Regions from separate parts of the Homo sapiens genome. Here region 2 is linked to region 1. A link is an interaction called in ENCODE POLR2A ChIA-PET data of the cell type or tissue named here. Cell type or tissue: Panc1. All regions are shown on one strand.

Region 1 (2,500 bases):
TGGAGTTTGTAGTAACAGACCTGGCAAGTAAACACCTAGTGTTTGTCTCTTAAAAAATGATGTATTACAGCTCCACCAGGTGGCTGCCAACAGTGTGAATGAGACAGGCTGGCATCGACCAGGAGGAGGGGAAAGCTGCTCTTGATTTTCTTTGTGCATATCGGAGTCTACAACATAATAATTTAGTGAAGGACAAAGAAGGGAGCCCACTGCAGGTTTTTCTAGGAAGTCTGGCAAAAAACAAAAAAACAACAACAAAAAAACCTCAAGATCACTGTGACTCATCTTTGACATATAAATACCTGAATGTCATAGACAGTTTTCTGATGGGTTAATTGTGCTGCAGATCCGTATATAATTGTGCCCCTATTCTGGCTATTATTTTTGGTGTTCCTAAAAGGGCAGAGGATCCTTTAGGTCTATAGACTAGTTTTGGCTTGTGATTATTAGAGACTCAAGTGTGATCCAGCTCAGGTGCTAAGTATTGTAACATCACGGTGTAGTAGGAAAGAATGTTGGCGAATTGAATCCAGTTTTAGGCTCTGCTCCTATTAGGCAAGTGGCTTCTTTTTTCCTGGGCCTCAGTTTCCTCATCTGTAAAATGAGTGAATTATATTAGCTGCTCTCCAGAAACCTTTAGCCATGTGCACAGTTTGAATAATTTCATTTTAATTTGGAAAAGAATAAACTTGTTAAGCATTTGAAAATCAAATAGAAAACATGAGGGAAGAAAGCTATATTTAGTGTAGACATTTACATTTTTTAAATTAAACTCTACATTATGATATTGGTAATAAGAATTAGAATGAGACAGTCTTTACTATTCTCTCCCTAGCTCTAATATGGCACAGATGTGATAATAAAGTCCATATGCAGCCTTGAAGAAAGTGTTTGATTAGACATAAAATGTTAAAAAAAAATCTGATAAGTAAATTGAGCTATCAACTTGTTTTAGGCAGCACAGAGAATAAAACAAAAACCAAAGCCCACTAGCTACTGAAACACTGAAATGTGAAATTCATTTTCCCAACTTATTGGTTCCATTCCTGTCTAGGTTTGGAGAAAAGAGAAAGAAACAGCTTCTTTCTCCATGTTAAGTAAATGTCTTAATCATTTGAAAATGAAAGTATAAAATTGAAATTGTAAGCACTCTGAGTAACAAACATTGTTTTGTTCTTTTGTGTTCTAAACATTAATAAAATTAGCCATCATTAATGGATCTAAATATTTTAAATTGCAGTTAGTAATTTTAAATTGCAGTTAGTAATGCCATTTTAAGTGATTTTATATTTCTCATGTCGAGGAGCAAAGAAAGCATAACCCCAATTTTTTGATATCAGTTTTTAACAATACAACCAATTTAGGAAATATCAAGAACTGATTATAGCAATGACAGGAATATTAGTCCCCCTGCCTTTGTACTTTGCCCCTTAGCAACAAGTGAATTCATTACTGTATTTTCTTATTTGTGCTTCTCTCCTTTAAAAAATACTCAGTTTGCTATTTTTAAAAATTACCCAAGAATGGGTGGGCATGGTGGCTCATGCCTGTAATCCCAGCACTTTGGAAGGCCGAGGCGGGCGGATCACGAGGTCAGGAGATCGAGACCATCCTGGCTAACATGGTGAAACCCTGTCTGTACTAAAAATACAGAACATTAGCTGGGCATGGTGGCGGGTGCCTGTAGTCCCAGCTACTGGGGAGGCTGAGGCAGGAGAATGGTGTGAACCCGGGAGGTGGAGGTTGCAGTCAGCCGAGATCACGCCACTGCACTCCAGCCTGCGCAACAGAGCGAGACTCCGTCTCAAAAAAAAAAAAAAATTAAGACTGATTTTATGTGGTGGCTCCTTTCACCATTAAAAAGTTAGTTTATACATTTTTTTGCTTTGCTCCTTGTTTTAGTTTCTTTCTTTTATATGTGTATTTATCAGCATATTGTGGTATGTGTGTTAGCTGTGCCAGTATTCAGCTCTTAGAAACACAGCCACGTGTTACTATGCCACCTTCTTGAAGTTTGGAGTGTAACAGTGTAGACTTTGATCTAGTTTTTGTTTTTCTGTGAGACATTTACATGAAAACAACATCTTTGATTTTAATAACTTACCTGTTTCTCCTGTTTATTTCCCCTGAAATTGTCTTAATGCTCCATAAGGGACATAGCAGCTGGTTGCGATGGAATTGACTGACACTAAGTAAAAGATTATGACTTCGGGTAGAAATTAAGTAGAAAGAACTGCTGATTTCTTAAAGAGATGGGATGCACTCAGATTGTCAAATATTGACATAGACCTTCTGTTAATTTAAGAGTAACAATTCTGGTTTTGGTGAAAAAATTTTAAAAGTTAATTTCATGATATGCTTTATATCAAAAATAAAACCTTAAATTTATTTTAAATTTAATTTTTTTGCTAAAAAAAGGGCCGACCTTTTATTCTTCAGAAGATTCGTTCCTCTTAACTGCATGATGAAACTTTACTAATAAAAAGAATTCATGCATGTA
Region 2 (2,500 bases), 150 kb before region 1:
CACATAACTGAGATGGGGCAGAGAAGGGCCATAAGGATCTGCCGAGTACTCAAGAGGCCTGCTGGTGGGGAATGCTGAAAAGGCAAATACACATTCTCCTTGTGCCTGTTTCCTCATCTGTAAAATGAGTGTAATAACAGTATCTACCTCATAAGGATGCTGTAAGGATTAAATGAGATAATGTATGTAAAGCACTTATAATAGTGCCTTGGATACAATAAAGACTTAATGAATGTTAGCTAGTACTATTATTATGAAAGAGGTTGGGGTTGAGGTGAATTCTGAAGGATGGGTGGGATTTTATCAGGTGAAGATGGGCATGGGAAAGACATTACCTAAGGATAGAATAAAATAATCCAAGATTGTTTTCCTCCCTCTAGAGAAGAGGGCAGCATGGCACACAGGAAAGTGATGGGGCTTTGGAGTGAAACAGGTCTGGCTTTGAATTCAGCTCTATCACTTATAAGGCTCCATTAATGTAGGCAAGTAACTTAGACCCCCTGAGCCTATTTCTTCACCTGTTAGATAAGAATAAAAATTACCCATTTGCTGGGGTTGCTCTAAGGCTTTTAAAATAAGATCACAAATGTAAAATACCTAGTATAATACACAGCATTGATACTCAACAAATGGTAATAGTTATTATTACAGAGAAAACCCTCTTAAAAATAAAGTCAGGCTAGGCACCGTGGCTCATACCTGTAATCCCAGTACTTTAGGGGAGGCCATGGCAGGCAGATCACTTGAGCCCAGGACTTTCAGACCAGCCTGGGCAACGTGGCAAAACCCCCTATCTACAAAAAAATTAGCCAGGTATGTGGTGGTACACACCTGTGGTCCCAGCTACTAAAAGCCTGAGGCAGGAGAATTGCTTGAGCCAGGGAGGTCAAGGCTGCAGTGAACCGAGATCATGCCACTGCACTCCAGCCTGGGTGACACAATAAGACCCTGTCTCAAAAAAATAAAAAATAAAAATAAAGTCATTAAAATGTTATGCAAATAATATAATGTAAAAGTGCCAGGGTCTCAAGGGAGTTGAAAGGATTTTTATAGACTAGCATCTACTACCCCAATTCTAGTGAAAAATTATCTACTCACTGCAGCATAAAAATATGGAGAAATGCTAAGTGATTGTTTCAAGGAATATCAGATGCACCAGTTTGCAAATTGTCGGAGAGTATAACTCCTGAGTATGGGAGAAAGAGAACTAGACTGGGGAGAACACCTGCATTTCAGTCCTGAATTTGTAATTTGCTAGGTGATTTAGAAAACTCAACCTTTCTGAGTCTCAATTTCTCATATTCAAATGAGGGGTTGGATTAGAAGTCTCTAGGGTCCTTTCAGCTCTGAAATAACTTTCCCTTTAAAACAAGAGCTCTTTTGGACTTATTGCTTAATGGGTACAGAGTTTCTTCTTGGGATGATAAAAAGTTCTGAAATTGATAGTGGTAATGGTTGTACAACAATGTGAATGTACTTAATGCCACTAAACTGTACACTTAAAAATGGTTAAAATGGTAAATTTTGTGTTATATATATTTTACCACAATTTTAAAAGGCAAAAAACAGAGCTCCTCTGAGAAGAGGATTTACATGATTTCCCCTATTGGGCCCTTCCTCCAGATTAGGTGTTCTATTCCAAGTTCCTTAGATCTATGCGATATGCCTTTTCTACCATAATTTGAAATCCTTTTTTTTTTTTTTTTTTGTGGAAGCAGGGACAGAGTCTCACTCTGTCACCCAGGCTGGAGTGCAGTGGTGCAAACACAGCTCCCTGCAGCCTTGACCTCCCAAGCTCAAGCGATCCTCCCATCTTAGCCCCTCAAGCAGCTGGGACTATAGGTGCATGCCACCATGCCCAGCTAATTTTTGTATTTTTTGTAGAGACCGAGTTCTGTCATGTTGCCCAGGCTGGTCGCAAACTCCTGAGCTCAAGCGATCCACCTGCCTTGGCCTCCCAAAATGCTGAGATTACAGGTGTGAGCCACTGCACCTGGCCTTAAATCCATTTAAAAAACATACTTCTGAGGATGCAGTTCTAGGAAACTCAATGTTCCATTTGACAATGGCCAGTGATAACACCTGGCAGGTTTGTCTTTCCCATCTGGTTAGTCACTGTCTTTCTTCCTTGTTTCACTCTTTTCTTTTTCCCATAAATTATTCCAATGAAGACATGTAAAAGAAAACGAACTGAATGGGTGACTTGAGTTACGATGTCCTTGGTGAGCCTTTCAGGGCACCCAGAAGAGGATTCCAAGGCAGCAATCATGGTAAGTTCACAAGATCAAAGCCTTTGACATGTGATCTCTCATTTGATCCACATGTCACTGAATCAATTAACTATCCCTATTTTGGAGATGGGGAAATTGAGCCTCAAGTGATTTGCTCAAAGTCACACAGCTAGTAAACAGCAGAGGCAGGATTCAAACCCCGTTAACACAGTTGGCATGCCACTGCTGCCACAAGTTCCCCATTTTATCGAGTGAGTAGTAAAGATCTG

What was found. Peaks named below come from ENCODE experiments on the same cell type or tissue, not always from the same donor. Only the 100,000 strongest peaks of a DNase experiment are listed, where the experiment ranks them.
Region 2: POLR2A ChIA-PET joins it to region 1 with 10 read pairs; 2 of 35 experiments call an interaction of 5 or more read pairs at or near these places.

Annotation. Positions count from the first base shown.
Region 1 is chr15:67,238,020-67,240,519 of GRCh38, reverse strand. The region is part of intron 1 of AAGAB (alpha and gamma adaptin binding protein); the gene reads left to right. Among named protein-coding and RNA genes, the nearest start is that of AAGAB, 15 kb to the left of the region's middle. In Panc1, a CTCF peak has its summit at 96; no DNase peak of the experiment used is centred here; H3K27ac peaks cover 408 bases.
Region 2 is chr15:67,391,994-67,394,493 of GRCh38, reverse strand. The region is part of intron 12 of IQCH (IQ motif containing H); the gene reads right to left. Among named protein-coding and RNA genes, the nearest start is that of C15orf61, 130 kb to the left of the region's middle. In Panc1, no CTCF peak of the experiment used is centred here; no DNase peak of the experiment used is centred here.